Regions from separate parts of the Homo sapiens genome. Here all the other regions are linked to region 2. A link is a contact called in ENCODE Hi-C or POLR2A ChIA-PET data. All regions are on one chromosome and are shown on one strand. Each heading gives the region's core, a stretch centred on a gene start or an enhancer-like site at or near the end of the contact. The rest is flanking DNA. Distances are from core to core; before and after follow the strand shown. Region 1 overlaps ABAT (4-aminobutyrate aminotransferase). Region 2 overlaps USP7 (ubiquitin specific peptidase 7). Region 3 has its middle 14 kb from the start of HAPSTR1.

Region 1 (3,297 bases), core at 503-3,002, 210 kb after region 2:
TGGAAGACTGAGGCAGAAGGATTGTTTGAGCTTGGGAAGTCAAGGCTGCAGTAAGCTATGATCATGCCACTGCACTCCAGCTTGGGTGACAGACAGGGTGAGACTCTGTCTCAAAAAAAAAAATAGATAAATAAAAAGAAAAAGAAAAAGAGAAAAGAAGAACTCTTACAGCTCAAGAACAAAAAGACAAAAAGACAACTCAATTCAAAAATGGGCAAAGAACTTGAGTAGACATTTCTCTGAAGATAATATACAAATAAGCAACAAACACATAAGATGCTCAATGCCATCAGTCATTAGGGAAATGCAAATCAAAACCACAATGTGGTATTGCTTCACACCTGCCACAGTGACCCCAATGATAATAATCAAAAAATGGAGGTCGGGCGCAGTGGCTCATGCCAGTAATCCCAGCACTTTGGGAAGCCGAGGCAGGCGGATCACTTGAGGTCAGTAGTTCAAGACCAGCCTGGCCAACATGGTGAAACCCCGTCTCTACTAAAAATACAAAAAAATTAGCCGGGCGTGGTTGTGGCCCACACATGTAATCCCAGCTACTTGGGAGGCTGAGTCAGAATTGCCTGAACCCAGGAGGCAGAGGTTGCAGTAAGCCGAGATCACACCACTGCACTCCAGCCTGGGTGACAGAGCAAGATTCCCCCTGCCCCCCAAAAAAATACATAAAAATAAAATGATGAAAATGGTCAATTTCATGTTATGTGTATTTTACCCCAATTTAAAAAATACTTTTCTGCATTCAGTCAATGCTCCTTGAATATCTACTGTGTGCATAGGGAAGTGTGCTATGCATTTAAGACACAAGAATAAATGTGATGGATGTGATGGCTGCTTCCAGGCAATTATGGATTGGGAAGAAATCCAGCAAACAGTGATGGACCCAAGAAATCTAGGATGTGATGGACCCAGGAAGAATAGGATGTGGCAGACCCAGGAAGTCTAGGATGTGGATGACAGGAGTTGGGAGGAGGAGAAATGGTTTTCCTGGCTGGAGGTGGGGGAGGGTCGGGGAAGACTACCTGTAAAAGACGCAATGTGAGATAGCTTTTGAAGGAGGAGGAAAACTTGCCCTTGGAGAGTCAATCTTATTATTGAAGGGATGTGTAATTAGAGGCCACATGATGCCATCCCATCCCTGCAACGGGCAAGACAGTTTAATGTGTGGAGTGTCTAGAGAAAGCAAGGATGGTTAGACCCCAGGGAGGAAGAGCTATAGCACAGACCCCCTCAGAATGCTCTCCCAGGCTTTCTGTTAAAAGCTCCTGCAGCAGAGTGGTCATGGTGGATCAGAGGGCAAAGTGAAGAAGTGAGGACAACTGATTCAGCCTGCTAAGCATTCTTGGGGCCTCAGGAGCCCCCACTGTCCTTTCTGAGGCTTTTGTCTTCTGCATCCTGGCAAGGAGCAGGCAAGCAGAGAAAAAGGCAGGAGAGACCAGGGCTCGTGTTAATTAAGCACCTACTAAGTACTGGGGGTCGGAACACATGGTTTTATGTAATCCTCACAGCGGCCCAATGAGAGAGGTTCTACTATTGCCTCCTCCTTCTACCTTTTTTTTTTTTTTTGGCTTTCATGTTTTTTCCTTTGCCTTTTAGCTATTTTAAAGTTAGAGAAATGAGGCACTGAGAGTTAAAGTGGCTGGCCTGAGGTCATCACGTGGGTGGAAGCCTGATTCAGGTGAGGTCAGTCTGACACCAGGATCCCTCTAGGTGCTCAGAGAAGGAATTTCCCCACAGTAAGGAAGGAGGCTTGGCCTGCTGAGATGAGCCTCAGATTCCTGTCTCTTGGCCCCGTAACTATCAGCAAACTCAAAGCTGAATTTCACCACTGGCAACTTCTGGTGTTAGCAAGTCTCTCAACCTCTGTGGGTTGTGCTCTATTCATTTTAATTTTTATCTTATGATTAATTATTTACAGTGTCCCTTTGTTGCCCAGGTTGGAGTGCAGTGGCTCACTCACAACTCACTGCAGCCTCAAACTCCTGGGCTCAAGTGATTCTGCCGCCTCAGCCTCCCAAAGTGCTGGGATCGCAGACGTGAGACAAGGTGGCCAGCCCACTTTGCTCATTTTTAATGCATGGGAAGCTGGCGGAGATTTATTTTCTTCTTCTTCCCCCAGGAATATGTTCTCATACATACATACTATCTAGGTCCTTTTAATTCCCCACTTCCCTAACTATCCATGTTCATGCATATTTACATTTAAAAAAAAATAGGATCATACTGGCTATGTTGATTCTGTGACTTTATCTTTTTCACTAAATAATATGACTCAGGAACCTTTCAAGGTCAGGAATGTGGATCCACCTCATTCATCTAAAATCTACTCATTCTCCCACATGAATGCATATACTGTAATCCCTTCCCATACCAGTGTTGCAAGCTCTGCCATGGACATTTTTATGTTATGTCAGTGCAAGTGTGAGCATTTCTGTGTGAGATTTTTCAAAGTGGGATTGCTGGACCAAAGAGCATGCCATTGAAGTTTCGAAAGACCCTGATAACTAATCTGAAGAAGGCCCAGAACTCAGTTGTTTCTCAAACAATTTCTGGCATGGATGTTTCTCTGATGCCTGGTGGAGAAGCGGGTGATGGTCTTAGACAAGTCTTTTAACCTTTGTGAGGCTTAGTTTGCTTATCTGTAGAGTGAGAAACAGTGTCATAGACACAACAGTGCTTTGGAGATGATAAGGTCCTGTGTAGGTTGGGTGCTGTGGCTTATTCCTGTAACTCACACTTGTAACCCCAGCGCTTTGGTTGTAACTCACACTTGTAACCCCAGTGCTTTGGGAAGCCAAGGCGGGAGGATCGCTTAAGCCTAGGAGTTAGAGACCACCCGACTCTGTCTCTACTAAAGAGAAAAACAAAAACCAGACAAGAAAGTCTTGTGTAAATGTGAGAAATTAAAAATTGTTATTAATATTGGAAGGCTCCACAGCTAGACACATCTCCTTCTCCTCATTACACAGAAACCAAAACGAGGAGCTTGTGCAAGAAAGAAGCTGTTTTTGGTTTTTATTTTGTTTTTTTTTGGAGACAGTGTCTCACTCTGTCACCCAGGCTGGAATGCAGTGGTGTGATCATGGCTCACTGCAGCTTCGACCTCCCCGGGCTCAAGCAATCCCCCCACCTCAGCCTCCCAGGTTGCTAGGACTACAGGCGCATGCCACCATGACCAGCTGATTTTTTTTTTCCTGTATTTTACAGAGATGGGGTTTTGCCATGTTGCCCACGCTGGTCTCAAACTCCTGGGCTCAAGCCATCCACCCGCCTCAGCTAGGA
Region 2 (3,750 bases), core at 860-3,359:
TTGAGCCACAGCCCGGTAAGGGTTCTCCCCCCCCCGGGGGCTGGTGTGGGTTTCAGACTAAGAAACAAGTGGTCTGGGGCTGGGAGGGGCAGCCCCAGGGTCAAGTGCCAGCTCCTCTCTCTCCACTGGCCGACCTGTGGAACCAGGAGCAATAGCATTCCATAACCTACGAGTTCTTAACAGGTCCTTACATCCTTTGTAACCTGTGAGATCTTCAAGGAGAGAAGCTTGGATATGTGTGCAGGGTGATTGAGACTCAGGGTTGTGAGGGCAGTGGCTCTGAGGCGCAGTCAGGGTGTGGGCCTCCTTAGCTCCAGGTGGGCGTGTAGCTCAGGTCCTGGCTTCCCTGCGAACTTACCCCTTGGGGAGCCACAGGGATGCATGCCTCACTGGCCACCACCCCGCTGAGGGGTTCCAGGGCTGCTCTGTGGCCTCACTTGCTTTTCTTCATCCCCACCAGGTAATATGTCTCATCCTCGGCCTTGGCTAGGGCTCGACCACTTCAACAAAGCCCCAAAGAGGAGTCGCTACACTTACCTTGAAAAGGCCATTAAAATCCATAACTGATTTCCAAGCTGGTGTGTTCAAGGCGAGGACGGTGTGTGGGTGGCCCCTTAACAGCCTAGAACTTTGGTGCACGTGCCCTCTAGCCGAAGTCTTCAGCAAGAGGATTCGCTGCTGGTGTTAATTTTATTTTATTGAGGCTGTTCAGTTTGGCTTCTCTGTATCTATTGACTGCCCTTTTTGAGCAAAATGAAGATGTTTTTATAAAGCTTGGATGCCAATGAGAGTTATTTTATGGTAACCACAGTGCAAGGCAACTGTCAGCGCAATGGGGGAGAAGAGGTTAGTGGATCGGGGGTCCCTGGCTCAAGGTCTCTGGGCTGTCCCTAGTGGGCACGAGTGGCTCGGCTGCCTTCCTGGGGTCCCGTGCACCAGCCCTGCAGCTAGCAAGTCTTGTGTTTAGGCTCGTCTGACCTATTTCCTTCAGTTATACTTTCAATGACCTTTTGTGCATCTGTTAAGGCAAAACAGAGAAACTCACAACCTAATAAATAGCGCTCTTCCCTTCATTGTGTGCATTGTCGGCCCTTCCTCGGGTTCTCCTCCTCCAGCTGCCTGGGGGCTTTTTAATAAACTTGTCTCACCTCGTCAGCCACTACTGTCTGCAGCCCCTTTGCAAAGTGGATGCACTGAATACAGTCCGGACAGACATTGTGGGGGTCTTTTTATTAAATCAAGAACATTGTTAAATTCAATTAAGGTTTACTCTGCTGCCTTGGCAGACTTACGATCTCAACAGTTCATACGAGCAGGTGAAAGGATTATAAATAGAATTTCGTTAAAGTGGAACAGACGACAAGAAAGCCTTTTAGCAAGAGGGCATGCTCACTAGTGGTTAGTAAGCTGTCGACTTTGTAAAAAAGTTAAAAATGAAAAAAAAAGGAAAAATGAATTGTATATTTAATGAATGAACATGTACAATTTGCCACTGGGAGGAGGTTCCTTTTTGTTGGGTGAGTCTGCAAGTGAATTTCACTGATGTTGATATTCATTGTGTGTAGTTTTATTTCGGTCCCAGCCCCGTTTCCTTTTATTTTGGAGCTAATGCCAGCTGCGTGTCTAGTTTTGAGTGCAGTAAAATAGAATCAGCAAATCACTCTTATTTTTCATCCTTTTCCGGTATTTTTTGGGTTGTTTCTGTGGGAGCAGTGTACACCAACTCTTCCTGTATATTGCCTTTTTGCTGGAAAATGTTGTATGTTGAATAAAATTTTCTATAAAAATTATAATTCAGTGAGTTACGTGGAAGTGGAGGAAGATTTCTACTCTCCCTGGAAACAGGCCTGGGAAACCTTGGCATTTGTAACAAGGTTTCACTGAGATGTACTTTTCCTTCTAATTCCGTTTTGCGGGGGCAGGGTCTCTTGTTTCTTTTTTTTTTTTTTTTTTTTTTTAGCCTCTAACTAGTCACATTTACTCTTAAGAAATGAAAGGTTTTCCAGGAGAGAACTGTGTACAAATAAGGTGACTGGAGATGTGACCTGATGTGTCACGAGGCCCTTCGGGGCGGCAGGCGCTATCGTGGGCGTGGTCCTTGCACCGTCCCATCGGCCTTGCCTTCCAGCTCCGTGGCACGGTTTCCTGGTCTTTGGGCCAGTGTGTACCTTGGAGTGACTTCCTTTCTCAACTTCCACTGCAGTGTGTGTGCCTTCTGCTCTGAGAGCTGCCTTGTGACCCGTGTGATAGAAAGCAGGGAGTGAGGGTCCCCGCGGACCTGGCCCTTCCCTCCTTCCTCCCCCAGAAAGAGGAGTTAGAGCAGGGGTGCGAGAGCCGTTCGCTGTGGGTTTGTCTTTGAACAAACATTAAGGTGTCTTGTTTTTGTTCTGGGCTGGGGGTTGGCTGTAGTCTTAGGTAACTGAAAGTTCCTACTCTCCCTTAAGGTATTAAATGACTCTTTTTCCAAAGAACGTGTTGTAATGTTTCCGTCATCTGCCGCGTTCCCTTTTCCACTCACTCGCAGTTACAGTGTCAGGAGTTTGAGTTTGTTAAACTGGTTCTGGGGAGACAAGCTGAAATTTTAAAGAAAGAAAAATGAACTCCCCTTCTCCGGCCTCACTGTAACCCCTGGGACTATTGTGTCCTCTCCCTCTGTGGGGTGTGGATGCCATCTGTTGACAGCATTCGGAGTCTTCACAGCGGGGAGCCCTGAAAACCACTGCGTGACAGCAAGGGCCTGCGGTCACAGTGGCCCTTCCCACGCCCTCACACACAAGAGCAGCGAGCTGAAGCAGTCTTGTTTCAAAATGAGAAGAGCAGCCAGGCGCGGTGGCTCGTGCTGTGAGCAAAGCCCAAGGGAGACACTATGGGACCTGGCAGAGTCCCCTGCAACGTGGGTGCCTTGACAGGGCGAGAAGCCACGTCTAGACACCATCGCTTCCTGATGGAGGCCCTGACCCAGCTTCTCTTTCACCAGACGGCAAGGACATTTGGCGTCATACATAACATCACTCATTTGCTGTGAGGCAAATGTTTATGGTGCCAGGGATGGAAATTGTGAGTAGTTTAAAGTCTTAACTCTGAAACCACCTTCACAGTTAAAGCAAATGCGATAAAACCTATAGCACCTGGGCCGGATGCGGTGGCTCACACCTGTAATCCCAGCACTTTGGGAGGCTTGAGATCGGTGGATCACTTGAGGTCAGGAGTTCAAGACCAGCTTGGCCAGCATGGTGAAACCTTGTCTCTACTGAAAACGCAAAAATTAGCCGGGCATGGTGGTAGACACCTGCAGTCCCAGCTGCTCGGGAGGCTGAGGCCAGAGAATCACTTGAACCCAGGAGGCAGAGGTTGCAGTGAGCTGAGATCGTGCCACTGCACTCCAGCCTGGGTGACAGCGTGAGGGAGACTCCGTCTCAAAGCCATAGCACCTGAAGGTTCCTTGAATTACTAAGGTGAGGTGTGTAAGTAAGACATCTCTCTTGTGGTTTGGGCTTAGGCTAGGGTCAGAGTTGGTAAACTTTCTGTAAAAGGCCAGAGTAGGTATTGTGTGATGGTCTCTGTTGGGACTCTCAGCTCTGCCAACATAGCATGAACGCAGCCACAGACAACAATTGAGTGGCGAGGCTGTCCCCACAAAGCTTTGTTTTTAAAAACCCCTTTTGTAGGTTTACCAACCCTGGATTGCAGGGAAATGATCTGTCTTCATGGCTTGCTATAAGGGCCTCTTGGGCCAAGAGAGCTTCAGAT
Region 3 (3,721 bases), core at 1,093-3,592, 190 kb before region 2:
CAATCCTCCGACCTTGGCCTCCCAAAGTGCTGGGATTACAGGTGTGAGCCACCATGCCGGGCCCTAAACTCTTCTTTTGAATAAAAGCGCAGATAGCAAACAAAATTAAATTTTAAATAAAGAGCTTTTTTTTAACAGAAATCAAAAGGCTTATATGTTCTCCTCCCCTTGTTATGAAATGCACCTTACCTTGGGCAAGCAAATTCTACCTGTCTTAAAAAAGCAATAGCAAATACTGCCAGTCTCTTCTCTATGAAACAGAAAAACTTTTACCCGGAAGTGCTAAGTAGGCCAGACGTGATGGCTCATGCCTATAATCCCACTGCTTTGGGAGGCCAAGGTGGGAGGATCACTTGAGCCCAAGAGTTAAAGACCAGCCTGGGCAACATGGTGAGACCCCCGCCTCTATAAAAAAAATGTTAAAAATTTTTTTTAATTTAGTTTTTTTCTTTAAATTTTTAACCTAATGGAGAATAGTAGATTTTCCTAATGGAGGAAATACTAGATTTTCCTAAGGGTGTCTCAACAGTGAGCATGTAATGGGATAATGTATGCATAATGGAGTCCACTAGCTCCCTTCCTAATATCCATTCCCCCATTATTCTTTGCTAGCAGAGTCTGAATTTTATTCAAGTGAGCAATGTGCCCATCTTAAGGACTACACTTCCCAGCCTCCCTTGCAGCTAAGGGAGGATGATGAAATAATAAGAGGAAGTCATTGGGTGGGGTTTCCAGGAAAGCTATTTAAAGGGAAATGACTTAGCTTGCCTCTGGCTCTTGCTACTTCCTTCTTCCCGCTGCCGGGAACACAAGCAAAACGTTGAGGGCTGCAGCAGCCATCTTTGACCATGAAGTAACCTTAAGAAAGGAAGCCATGTGCTAAGAATGGTGGAGAAGAAAGGAGGAAGTGCGTGATGAATTTGTCAACATCCCTGGACTACCTAATTCCAGACTTTTTTAAGTAGAGAAAAATAAACCTCTAGTTTATATAAGCAACTGTGGTCATGTCTCTGTACGAACTAAACACAATTTATTCATCCTTATAATATGTAAAGCTTGAGAACTAAATTCTGATTTTTTTTTTATCTTGCCCAAATTCCTATCTAAGGGGTCTGGGGAGTCATGCCCTACAAACCGTAAATTCTCATCAGATGGGTTTTATTTAACCCTATATATGTCTTGACTTACTTTTCAGCCTGACTCTGGCATAACATGAGGATGCAAGGAAGAAAATCAAAATATTTTACCCCCAAAACATGTTTCTTTGTAACATTTTGAAATGGCCCTGCAACCAGTCCTTTGTTGAGGGAAAATTCACATCTGTAAAGAATCCCTATTAACATAGCTAGACGTTTTCCTTCCAGGCCCCTCCAATTCTGAATAGAGTAAGTGAGAGTCTAGCACCTTTTAAAGTTTCTGAAAAGGAAACGTGTGTCATCTATTGTTTCTAAGGGCAGCTGCTATGAGACTTGAAAAGAACCTTGGTCTCCACGATCTGTTTTTATTTTATTTTATTTTATTTTTTCCTTTGAGGTGGAGTCTTACTTTGTTGCCCAGGCTGGAGTGCAGTGGCTCGATCTCGGCTCACTGCAACCTCCGCCTCCCGGGTTCAAGCGATTCTCCCTCCTCAGTCTTCCAAGTAGCTGGGAGTACAGGCGCACACAACCATGCCTGGCTAATTTTTGTATTTTTAGTAGAGATGGGGTTTCACCATGTTGGCCAGACTGGTCTCAAACTCTTGACCTCAGGTTATCTGCCTGCCGCAGCCTCCCAAAGTGCTGGGATTACAGGCGTGAGCCACCGTGCCCAGCCCACAATCTTTTATCTTAAGCTGAACATTTCCTTTCTATTGATACCAAGTCCTTAGACAAAAACTCAACCAGTTGTCAACCAGAAAATGTTTAAATTTACCTATAGCCTGAAAGCCCCTCCCCCCCCAACTTCAAATTGTCCCACCTTTCTGGAACAACTCAATGTATTCCTTAAATGTATTTGATGGATGTTTCATTCCTCCCTAAAATATATAAAACCAAGCTGCAGCCCAACCACCTTGGGCACATGTTCTCATGACCTCCTAAGGGCTGTTATGGGTCATGGTCACTCATATTTGGCTCAGATAAATCTCTTTAAGTATTTTACGTAGTTTAACTCTATTAACCGACAAGCTCTTGGCAATTTGCAGATTTCTCAATACATGTGATGTTTTGTAGTTTGAGATCTGCGGTTGTTCCTCATTTTTACTTTCATCTTGCTTTTACCCACTGTGTTTATGCACCTTTTCTCCATTACAGCCTCGTGTCCCTTCTGAAGCTGGTCCTCAGCCTAGAACAGTAGCTGCAAGTTGCTGCCGGTTATCAGATAGTACTCAGGATAAGAATGTGATCGCTCATCCTGACTCTGCTATCTGAGGGCTGAATCACAGGCAATTAAATGCATTTTCAGAAAGACTGCCTGTGGCCTTGCCCGACTTGTGGCCACTCTGTGGGTGGTTCTCTGAGCCTGGATTGGAGGCAGACCCTGGGCTGGAGATGTGCTTCATTCAGCACGATGACAGTGCCATGGAGGAAGGTGCCACCTATAGACTGTGTCTCAGGTCTCTTGCTTCTGATGACTAAACAGTTCCCCAATTTTCCTGAAACTGTGTTCTAAAAGTGGCATGGCTCTGAAAACAAAAAGACTCAGATTCATGGGCCAACCCAGGTATCACATGAGGACCAGCTTCTTGACGAGCCAAGACATCTATATGATAGAGCTACACTCTCTGACCACAACCGGTGTACAAAAATAGCAGTAACACAGGCTCTCGTATTCAAATACAGACTTTGGTTCTGGAGGTCTGGGAGTCTGCATTAATTAATTAATTAATTTAATTTATTTGTTTATTTTTGAGACAGGGTCTCACTGTGTCACCCAGGCTGTAGTGCAGTGGAGCAATCATAGCTCACTGCAGCCTTGAACCCCTGGGGTCAAGCAATCCTCCTGCCTTAGCCTCCAGAGTCCTAGGATGACAGACTTGCGCCACCATACCCAGCTAATTTTTTGTTTTAATTTTCTGTAGATGTGGGGTCTCCCTATGTTACCCAGGCTGGACTCAAACTTCCACCTCAAGCCATCCTCCTGTCTTGGCCTCCCAAAGTGCTGGGATTACAGGCATGAGTCACCTTGCCCAACTCAATGGTTTCCTTTTTTTTCTTTCTTATTTTTCACTTTGTTTCTTTCTTTTTTAAGAGAGGGTCTCACCCAGGTTGGTGTGCAGTGGCATGATCTCAGCTCACTGCAGCCTCGACCTCCCGTGCTCATGTGATCTTCCCACTTCAGCCTCCTGCATAGCTGGGACCACAGGAATGCAAACAATGCCTGGTTCATTTCTTATTTTCTGTAAAGATGAGGTCTTGCTATGTTGCCAGGTTGTTCTCAAACTCCTACACTCAGGCTATCTGCCCACCTGGGTCTCCCGAAGTGCTGGGTTTACAGTCGTGGGCCACCACACCCGGCGGTGGTTTCCACTATGTATCTAATCCCACTGCTCTCCATTCGAATTTTAGCAGTTTTCCTTCCAGTCTTTTATTATTTTATTTTTTGAGACGAAGTTTTGCTGTGTCACCCAGGCTGGAGTGCAGTGGCATGATCTCAGCTCACTGCAACCTCCGCCTCCCGGGTTCAAGCGATTCTCCTGCCTCAGCTGGGATTACAGGTGTGTGCCACGACACCCAGCTAATTT

The links. A loop is a pair of places that touch in the nucleus more often than their neighbours do. ChIA-PET counts read pairs that join two places held with the same protein, here RNA polymerase II (POLR2A). Pooled maps may share reads with other maps.
Region 1: a loop to region 2 is called in a pooled map, with 1.9 times the contacts of the local background. The contact joins two enhancer-like sites. A Hi-C loop is called at or near these places in 2 of 168 maps with a recorded cell type or tissue (PC-9 and heart right ventricle), 1 of 37 single-sample maps with no recorded cell type and 8 of 50 pooled maps. POLR2A ChIA-PET finds 5 or more read pairs at or near these places in 1 of 52 experiments (Panc1).
Region 3: a loop to region 2 is called in a map with no recorded cell type, with 6 times the contacts of the local background. The contact joins two enhancer-like sites. A Hi-C loop is called at or near these places in 4 of 37 single-sample maps with no recorded cell type and 7 of 50 pooled maps. POLR2A ChIA-PET finds 5 or more read pairs at or near these places in 3 of 52 experiments (CD8-positive, alpha-beta memory T cell, activated CD4-positive, alpha-beta memory T cell and activated T-cell).

The regions. Positions count from the first base shown.
Region 1 is chr16:8,677,811-8,681,107 of GRCh38, reverse strand. The region is part of intron 1 of ABAT (4-aminobutyrate aminotransferase); the gene reads right to left. Among named protein-coding and RNA genes, the nearest start is that of ABAT, 4.8 kb to the right of the region's middle. Within about 2 kb of position 1,752, at least 4 of the 41 ENCODE cell types and tissues checked have a DNase peak (open chromatin) inside an H3K27ac peak, as active enhancers do.
Region 2 is chr16:8,890,815-8,894,564 of GRCh38, reverse strand. USP7 (ubiquitin specific peptidase 7) reads left to right here. Exons shown (of 31, transcript NM_003470.3): 30 at 1-15; 31 at 461-2,468. The coding sequence ends at 567. Among named protein-coding and RNA genes, the nearest start is that of LITAFD, 10 kb to the right of the region's middle. RefSeq lists enhancers at 2,178-2,407, 2,458-2,517, 2,588-2,737, 2,798-3,067. Within about 2 kb of position 2,109, at least 11 of the 41 ENCODE cell types and tissues checked have a DNase peak (open chromatin) inside an H3K27ac peak, as active enhancers do.
Region 3 is chr16:9,076,177-9,079,897 of GRCh38, reverse strand. No RefSeq gene overlaps it. Among named protein-coding and RNA genes, the nearest start is that of HAPSTR1, 14 kb to the left of the region's middle. RefSeq lists an enhancer at 2,650-2,739. Within about 2 kb of position 2,342, at least 9 of the 41 ENCODE cell types and tissues checked have a DNase peak (open chromatin) inside an H3K27ac peak, as active enhancers do.